Regions from separate parts of the Homo sapiens genome. Here region 2 is linked to region 1. Evidence: chromatin contacts called from ENCODE Hi-C or POLR2A ChIA-PET data. All regions are on one chromosome and are shown on one strand. The core of a region is the stretch at or near the end of the contact, and the rest is flanking DNA. Distances in the headings are between cores, read along the strand shown. Region 1 overlaps CDS2 (CDP-diacylglycerol synthase 2). Region 2 overlaps SLC23A2 (solute carrier family 23 member 2).

Region 1 (4,632 bases), core at 998-3,497:
CAGGAGAACAGGAACAGAACTGAGCAGGGGCAGGTCTCCAAGGCAAGCCCAGCTGGTGTGACTTAGACAATGACGAGGCTTCAACTCACTGTCTTTTTTTTTTTTTTTTGGAGGGTATTTTTTATTTGTGGGTTCAAAAAATCTGTATATACAGTCTATGTGTTTAGAATTTGTGTTGTAAGTAAACTACAGCTTTGAGTTGGAAAGAAGTCACGGGTTGTAAAACCATTTGGATTTTTTTAAAACAAAAGTATTAATAATCTGGAAGACAGTGTTGCCCAGGTCAGGAGTGTTTTCTTGGTGGTTCCAGCCCCCATCAATTGAACTGTTTCTGGGCTCAGTCAGACACAGACATTCATCTGTGTCTGACCAAATCAGGGGACTTCCCCACCTGTGGTGGGAGGCACAGCTTAGATGTTTTGTACACCTGGTCTTTTCTAGAAATCCCTGCTTGGAGCTGCAGAAGGGTTGCCTTCTGTAGGTCGGAGGAATGGAGGCTTACTAACCAGGTAAGCCTTCTATGCATCCACACCAAAATCCTGCAGAATGTAAGTAAGCTCTGCTTTATAAGATGGGTTCACCTTCATCGCAGACTGAAAGTTTCAGTTTTTATTTTTTTCAGAAAGCACGAAAAATTATTTATAATAGTCTGGAGAAAAAACACACTGTAATATTTCAAGTGTATGCAGTAGAATGTACTGTAACTGAGCCCTTTCCCACATGTCTAGGCTCCAATGTCTCCTGTAGGTCCACCTAACTGTGTGTTTTCAGGGACAATGCCATCCATGTTTGTGCTGTAGACTTGCTGCTGCTGAATCCTTTCTGGGGACTTTCTCATCGGGCAGGGAGCAGAGGGCTTCTCGTTCATGCACCCTTTGCCTGAACACCCATGTAGCTGCTGTGTTGTGTATATATTACTCTTAAGAGGAGTGTGTGTGTCTGTGTTTGTTTTAAAAGTCACTTATTTCTTACAGTGATTTCAATTGCACCATGACTTCTTCACTAAAACCACAAAGTCCTGCTTAAAACTATGGAAAACCTAACCTGATTAGAGCCTTGACTATTTTGAAGATTAAATGCACACTTTTTATATAATGTGACCAGTTTAAATGTAGTTTGTATTGTACTGGGGGACCTTTCGTTGTTGTTGTTTGCTTAAACTGTGATTTTTTTTCCCCTCCCTAATTTCAGGGGTGAGATTGACTTTGGGAAGACAGATTAGTTCTTTGTCAGGCCAACAAGTGATGGAGTGCGGGAGAGAGAACTTGGCACCCAAATATATCAAACTATTCCGTGCCGTGGATGTTTTCATTGCCAACGAGGGTGTAATGATTTGCTTCTGCACCTTGGTCTAGTGCTGGTTTGTGGTGTTTTTGTTTGTAAATTAGCCTCACTGCCTCCCTGAAAGTGCACAGTCAGCCCAGGTCTCTAGAGTGTCCAGCAGAGGATGGAGCCCTCGGGATGTTTCAGCTCACACATCCTTGAGTGACTTCCCATATGTGTGTGGGGCTGAAGCGGCTTCTTTCCGCTGAACTTTTATTTCCATTTCAGCCTCGTGGCTTCTCTTATTCAGGTCCAAGGCCCCTTAAAAACAAAACATATTATCGCAAGGGCTTTCATTTCAGTATTGGCTGTGTCACTGGCAGGATGCATCACTCTCCAGGGCCTCTTTTTCGGAGCTACTCCCAATTCCACTCTTCTGTGATTCTGGCTGAGCAAGTTCATGCCGGTAGAGGCTCATTAAGTGAGGTCCTGGGCACCCCCCAAACAGGAAGTGTTTTCAGGCCCTTACATGCTTATCCTTAAGGTGAGTAGGTATCTCAGCAGCACACCCGAACAGTAAAGGTGATCAATAACGAAACTGTAGTTTTCAGATTGAAGAATGAACCTGGATCACCAAACTAGATACCGAAAGGGCTCCTCATTTGTCTCTTTTGTCCCATTGTGGGCATATGGTGGGCTCCTTGAGAGGAGGGAGTCTCAGCTGGGGCCTGGCTGCAGAGACCTGCTCTTGAATAGGGCTGCCTTTGGGATCAGGGAGCCGAGCATACTGGGCAAGGCTCATCATGTTCCTTTGTGGAAGTGGTTACTTGGTGGGGGTGGGGTGGGGAAGGGGGGTCTAGGAAGCCGAAGCTGAGTGCGCACTAGAGCTGCTAGCAGGCAGGCCAGAGGGTCAGCTTGTGTTTTATTTTCTGATTTCTCCTGCATGCTTTCTGGAGATGAGGATTTTTTGTCAGGTAGCTAGGAGAGCACTGCCACCTTGTGTCCATATAGCACAATGTTTCTCTTTCCTATTCACAGACAAGATTCAAGAAACCATTTTTACGTGTGTACATTCAAATCTTCATGAATGGCATCACTTGCTTTAGACCCATTTTTTTTTTATTGGTCAGAAATAAAATGTGACTGCAACTGTGTGCCCTCCCTTGTCGTGAATTCCCTGTTTATCACTTCCATGCATGGTTTTATGCTTCTCATTTGTTTATGTATTCATGAATACTGCATAGTCCTGATTCAGAGACTTTTGCTTTGCTTTCCAACTTGTATCCCTACATTCTCACAACAGCCTTCTTACCTCGGGTGAGAGTCATGAGCACCTTACCAGGCAGGGAGCTTCCCCAGGATAGTGTGGTGGAGTCAGGACTCACTCCATCCTGCACTTTACCCACAGGACACCTGGAGGGTCCCCCAGCCCTGCTTGCTTTTGTGAACGTCGTGTGAGTACACCGAGGTGTTGCAGCTTTCCTTCCCTCTAGCTCAGGAGGCCTGGCCTGAGCCAGGTTGGAGCTTAAATTGCTGTTGGCTCCTGCCTGGTGGAACAAGGGGGTCATAGAAACCAGGGCTGATGGGCACCCCCCAGCCCCTGGGAGCTCTGCTCATGACCGCTCACAGGGTACCGAGTCTTTGCCTTTTGTGTGTGCGCATGCTGCCCTCTTAACTGCTTTTAGTATTCAGAAAGGTTCCATTTATGTTTTACTCCTGAAAGTGAAACCCTCTTAGGCAACTTGTTTCATATTCTGGGCATTTTAGTAGCTACAGTATTTTGCATTTAAAATGTAATTACTCTTAGTATTGTACAGCCCTATAATGTATGAGAACTAGTTTCACATCCTTTGAAACTAATCTCTTTCATTGGGGAGGATACAACTTTTGACTTTACACAGGTGGACTTTGAATCCATTTTTATAGAATTTTTTTCCACTGTAACTTGACCTATATTATGCAAGAAAATCCCAAAAATATGTTTTAAGGGAGACTACACAGACCTTGTGATTTGGTCTGAGCTAGTTGCTGAGTTGACTGGAGCCTTATTTGAATGGATCTTTGAGTTGAGATCTTCACACTGTCAGTGAGCCCTTGGCTCAGCCCTTGTCACCTGTTTGTATGGGGACCATGTTTCCCAAAGCTCAGGTTCATCTCCACTATTGACAGAGTCGGGTAGTGGGAGAGTATAAGTGACTTGAGACAGAGTGTCCTTGCTCAGAAAACTGTGAAGCAGGGGTCTTGTTAGTTACAAAGCCAGTCCTAGTTGCATGTCCAAGGGGGTAGATTTTCATCACCCTACTAAATGTGGTATGTCACTGCTGAAGCCTTTTCCTGTTTTAGTAATATCTTAGGCACTATTGTCTTTTGTCTTCCAGAGTAACATATCTGGGCCCACCTTTCTTGCACACTGTGATTATGTGCTAAGAAAAGGGTGGAGTTGGGAGGACAATTTCACTTGAACAGGTTTCTGTTCTTCTGAGGTCAGGGTGGGGAGGATGTCCAGGTGACTTTTATGGACACATTGCAAGACAGTAAGCCGCGGATGGACTCTCACTTGTGCTTTGGAACACTGGACTCCAAAGAGCAGGTGGAACAAACTCTGGCCTGAAGATGATGGCTAATACTCAGGCAGAGCCCCGTATTCTTCCCTGACTTGGTCAAAACAAACTTCCTTTTCCCTTGATCACCCTGCACGCAGCTGCCCAGCTTCCAGTTTTTAAAGAGATGAACAGCTCTCACTTCCTGACTCAGTTTCTCTTGTTGGGTGGGGGCCTTGTGCCACAACCTGCATGGGGTGCTAGGGTTTAAACCAAGTGGTCACGAAGGATTCTTATCTCAGGGCTCTGCCTGGCCCACCTTCTCTTGGGCCTGGACTCTCCTTATCCACATCCCTGCAGAAGGTGGGCCCTATTCTCAGAAGAGTCCTGGCTGCTGTTGCCATCTGAATGCGCCCTTCCCTTTCAGGTTGACCAGCAGTGGCCTTACCTGGCCTCTCAGGTGGATGGAGGCTGTTCTCATCTGGGGCTGTCTCTTGATTAAGGCTGTCACCTGTTTGTATAGGGACCATGTTTCCCAACGCACTTTGAGTGCAGTTTAGGAGGTATCCTTTGGATGCTGAAGTGTTGGGATTTTGAGGACATGCGGATGATTTATGAGAATAGAGGGGCAGAGTTTGTGAAGTCTAGGGTTTTTTGTCCAGTGGGTTTCAAATTTGTTGGCTGTTTAAAGACCCTGTCTCCTCCCCCACCCTCCCCTTCCTTTTCCCATCAAATGCCTACCTACTGAGGCGCCTTCTCTTTTTATTCTTGAGCCAATGAGATATCAGTGTGTTTATTAATAAGGATTGCAATAGTATAGTGCTTAATA
Region 2 (4,632 bases), core at 1,420-3,919, 220 kb before region 1:
GAGGTACTCTGCATGAATGGAGTCTATTTTTCACCCAGCCATGCCCAATCCTAGAATTTGCTCTATTACTACTTCATTTTTATGGACTGCCTCCAAGGCCCCAGCCTGTCTCTAGGCAGGGTCACAAACTGCACCCTCAATTCTTTAAAAATCCACTCTCCATTTCTACAAAGTATTTTGAAAGATAGTATTTTAGAACACCTATAAAAAAACTTTTCAGCCAGGCACAGTGGCTCACACCTGTAACCCCAGCACTTTGGTAGGTCAAGGCAGGCAGGTCACTTAAGCCCAGGAGTTCGAGACCAGCCTGAGCAATAGGGTGGTCTCTACAAAACACACACACACACACACACACACACACACACACAAATTAGCCAAGTGTGGTGGTGCACACCTGTGATCCCAGCTACTCAGGAGACTGAGAGGTGGAGAATCACCTGAGCCCAGGAGGTTGAGGTTGCAGTGAGCTGTGCAACCGCACTCCAGCTTGGATGACAGAGTGAGACTCTGTCTCAAAAATAAATAAATAAATAAAAAGCAATTTTGGGCCAGGCACGGTGGTTCACACCTGTAGGGAGGCTGGGATGGGAGGATCACTTGAGGCCAGGAGTTCAAGACCAGCCTGGGCAACATAGTGAAACCTTGTCTCTACAAAAAAAAAAAAAAAAAAATTATCTCGTCGTGGTGGCACACACCTGTAGTCACAGCTACTCAGGAGGCTGAGGCAGGAGGATTCCTTGAGCCCAGGAGGTCAAGGCTGCAGTGAGCCATGACTGTGCCACTGCAGTCCTACTTGGGCAACAGAGCAACACGCCATCTCAAAACAAAAGCAAAAAAAGTGATTTGCACTCAGTTGGGATTTCTCCATTGATAACTTTTAAACTCCATATTCCCTAGCACAGGGTCTTTGATTTAAAAAAAATAAATAAATAAGTCACTTTCTGTTAAAGCCTCTTAAAAATGTACTAGCACACGGGGAGGGTGCTTCTCAAAAAGCCGGTCACATTCTGTTTCTCAAACTGGGATATGAGCAGGTACACAGATGTTTCTTTTACTATTTATTAAACGGCTATGTTTTATCCACTCTTGTACCTATGCATATGTTCCACAATAAAGGGAACCCAGAGCCTGACTCAGTGGCTGTCTTGGGAACAGCCATCCCAGCCCCAGCCATGAGCCTGGCCCTCCCTTGTGAAGAAAAACGTGCAAGGCAACCAACAGTTTAGCCAGATTTTCACTGGAAAATCCTTATGTTGAGACATCAACTTTTACCATTTGTTCTTGGGCAAGTTAGCATCAACAATCGCCAACGGCCCCAAGTTAAATAGCACACAAATGCCATCAGACTGGTACCAGTCCAGCCTTCAAGGAACCATTAATGAGTCTTTTTTTTTTTTTTAATTTTGGAAACTAAACACTGGTCTTGTGCTATTTGGGAAAAAATACTCACTTTAAATTATTAGAACGTGAATGAAGAAATTGATGTCTTTCCCTTTCTAAAACATTTTGCATGCAAGGAAAAAAAAAGTAGTAATTTATTTCTCAAAATAAAATCTCTACACATAAATCTATCTTAAGCTATGTGGGGGTTTTTGGGGGGTTTTTTGGGGTTTTTTTGTTGTTGTTGTTGTTTTAAATGAGACAGAGTCTCGCTCTATCAGCCAGGCTGGAGTGCCGTGGCGCAATCTTGGCTCACTACAACCTCCACTCCCGGGTTCAAGCGATTCTCTTGCCTCAGCCTCCCGAGCAGCTGGGATTACAGGTGCCCGCCACCATGCCTGGCTAATTTTTTGTATTTTTAGTAGAGACACGGTTTCACCATGCTGGCCAGGCTGGTCTTGAACTCGACCTTAGGTGATCCACCCGCCTCGGCTCCCAAAGTGCTGGGATTACAGGCACAAGCCACTATGCCAAGCCTTAAGCTATGTTTATCAGAAATTTGCAATGTCAGAAGGGAGGCACAAAGGTGACATCCATCAATGTCTAGTCAAGAGGAATAATGAAAAGAACATGAGAAAAGAAAACAAGAGAGACACTTTAAAAGAATGGCTTACTTTCAGTTAAGTTATAATAACAAATACAGTTCCTTGAAAAATACAGGTTGTACAATATGTGTGGTTATGATTTCACTTTTATTAAAAGGATAATTACATAGTATGCATTTGTGTACACAGAACAGGGCTGGCAAGGATACAGATCAAACTGCTTTGAAGTGGTGGGGGGACATAAGAAAAGATCGTGTGACCTTCTCAATTTACTAAACACAAGTCTGACAAGCTAGAATTATTTTTCAACATGTGTATGCTTCTTTTGCAAATCCTTTAAAAAACTATTAATTAAAAACGGCTCCATGAGGGCAAAGTGCAAATTAACAGAATGTCATTTTTAGCTACAAATCATTGGAAAATTCTGAATGGGGAAGCGAAAGTACTATGACTCCTTAAAGACATGTTTTTGGAGAGTATTTTTCTAAGCTGAGTGGCAAGATGGCTGGAAGGACTTAACTACTGCACAGAACAAGTACTGAGACCAAACCACAGAACTGGGTCAGAGGTTTTAATACTGGGAACATGCAAATACATTTTTGAGAAAGGAATCTCTGAGGAAGGAGTTAAGAAGGAATCACGATACAAACAAAAACAAGACTGAGCTATCAGTAAGCAACCTTGAACTTCTGGCAGAGCGCTCCGCTGAATGCCCCTCCCATTCGTGGGTTCCACCGCACTCTGGAAACATGAAAACTGTCCTTTGCACGCAAGGCTACGGGGCTGAGATCAAAGCCTGGGCGCTGCGGCAGGTCAGAGGAAACATCACTTGGGACACACTCATGGCCACATGACTTTCCCCCATCAAGGCCCGCTGAACTCTCAAGAATCTGTTCACAGTGCTTCTGTTGCTTCTTAATTAGGATGTGCAAAAGTACATACTACATGCTGTGGTTTCCAGACACTGACTTCATACAGAAAACATTCAACAAAAAACTGGGGAAGAAATACTACAGAATTGCCATCTGTGTATCTTACTATGTTATTTAACATCTACCACTGACTCAACATCATTTCCTTAAAAAGGGATGTTAACTCTTCAAAAGCAGGAAGGAGAGAATGCCAGGGCCAGTATCATAACAGGCCAGAACCTTTGAACAGCCAAATCATTCTATCAATTCAGTAGATGCCAAAAAGGCTGACAAAACACTTCCTCCTGATTTAAAAAGCAAAAACCAGCCAGGCGCGGTGGTTTATGCCTGTAATCCCAGCACTTTGGGAGGCTGAGGTGGGTGGATCACCTGAGGTCAGGAGTTGGTCAGCCTGACCAACATGGAGAAACTCCATCTCTACTAAAAATACAAAATTAGCCAGGCATGGTGGCGCATGCCTGTAATTCCAGCTACTCGGGAAGGCTGAGGCAGGAGAATCGCTTGAACCCAGGAGGCGGAGGTTGCGGTGAGCCGAGATCGCGCATTGCACTCCAGCCTGGGCAAGAAGAGCGAAACTCCGTCTCAAAAAATAAAAAAAATAATAATAATAAAAATAAATAAAAAGCAAAAACCAAATATCTTCAATGCAAATTAAAAGATACTTCCTGAATATGACAAATATCTTCTGAAAACAAGGGCAAACTCAAACACTACATATTCTTCATGCTTTGGCATTTTGTTTTTTAAGTTTATTTTTAACCTTATACTACCCTTATATCCTTTATCCTTATACTATCATTCCCAATGTTTGTATTTTTTTCAAGGTCTTACAAAAGAGGCACATGTATGCACTTGAAAATCTTGATGAAATGGGCAATTTTGGGGGGAAAGCTATTTTTTCAGTGTTTTTGTTTTTGTTTTTGAGACGGAGTCTCGCTCTGTCACCTAGGCTGGAGTGCAGTAGCGTGATCTCAGCTCACTGCAACCTCCGCCTCCAGGGCTCAAGCGATTCTCCTGCCTCAGCCTCCCGAGTAGCTGGGATTGCAGGGCCCACCACCACACCTGGCTAATTTTTGTATTTTTAGTAGAGATGGGGTTTCATCATGTTGACCAGGCTGGTCTTGAACTCCTGACCTCAAGTGATCCACCCGCCTTGGTCTCCCAAAATGCTGGATTACAGGTGTGAGCCACCGTGCCTGGCCAAAAACTATTTTTTGAAAACCTGAACAAGTAACAATAAATGGAGAAAATTACAAAAGCAAATTACTCTTTTCCAAAAGGTGCTAGGCCCAGACAAATTCTTAGTTATTTCCCAGCCTTCCTCGTAAGAAATGGGAAATGAAAAAGCTTCCCAATTCCTTCTGGGAATGCAGACAAACTGACAAAGCACAACGGAAGAAAACTATGTATTTCTTCATTGGTGCAGCGGTGAGTAAGAAAAAAAGAAAAAGAAAGAATATGACGTTAACCTCACTTGCCATTCCTAGATTGTTTTTTATTACTTATTTATTTTTTGAGACAGAGTTTCACTCTGTTGCCCAGGCTGGAATGCAGTGGTGCCATCTTGGCTCACTGCAAACTCCACATCCCGGGTTCAAGCCATTCTCCTGCCTCAGCCTCCCAAGTAGCTGGGATTACGTGCACGCACCACCACGCCTGGCTAATGTTTGTATTTTTAGTAAAGACAGGGTTTCACCATGCTGGCCAGGCTGGTC

Evidence for each region. Hi-C counts contacts between places; a loop is a spot of excess contacts on that map. ChIA-PET counts read pairs that join two places held with the same protein, here RNA polymerase II (POLR2A). Pooled maps may share reads with other maps.
Region 2: a loop to region 1 is called in a pooled map, with 4 times the contacts of the local background. The contact joins two enhancer-like sites. A Hi-C loop is called at or near these places in 2 of 168 maps with a recorded cell type or tissue (A673 and CD4-positive, alpha-beta memory T cell), 11 of 37 single-sample maps with no recorded cell type and 13 of 50 pooled maps. POLR2A ChIA-PET finds 5 or more read pairs at or near these places in 4 of 52 experiments (GM12878, K562, MCF 10A and 1 more).

The regions. Positions count from the first base shown.
Region 1 is chr20:5,190,249-5,194,880 of GRCh38, forward strand. CDS2 (CDP-diacylglycerol synthase 2) reads left to right here. Exons shown (of 13, transcript NM_003818.4): 13 at 1-4,632. Among named protein-coding and RNA genes, the nearest start is that of CDS2, 66 kb to the left of the region's middle. RefSeq lists a silencer at 302-371 and enhancers at 1,940-2,029, 2,803-2,852. Within about 2 kb of position 2,248, at least 11 of the 41 ENCODE cell types and tissues checked have a DNase peak (open chromatin) inside an H3K27ac peak, as active enhancers do; they include OCI-LY7, where a contact is called at or near this core.
Region 2 is chr20:4,970,967-4,975,598 of GRCh38, forward strand. The region is part of intron 1 of SLC23A2 (solute carrier family 23 member 2); the gene reads right to left. Among named protein-coding and RNA genes, the nearest start is that of SLC23A2, 28 kb to the right of the region's middle. RefSeq lists enhancers at 2,156-3,355, 2,611-2,920 and a silencer at 2,343-2,543. Within about 2 kb of position 2,670, at least 27 of the 41 ENCODE cell types and tissues checked have a DNase peak (open chromatin) inside an H3K27ac peak, as active enhancers do; they include OCI-LY7, where a contact is called at or near this core.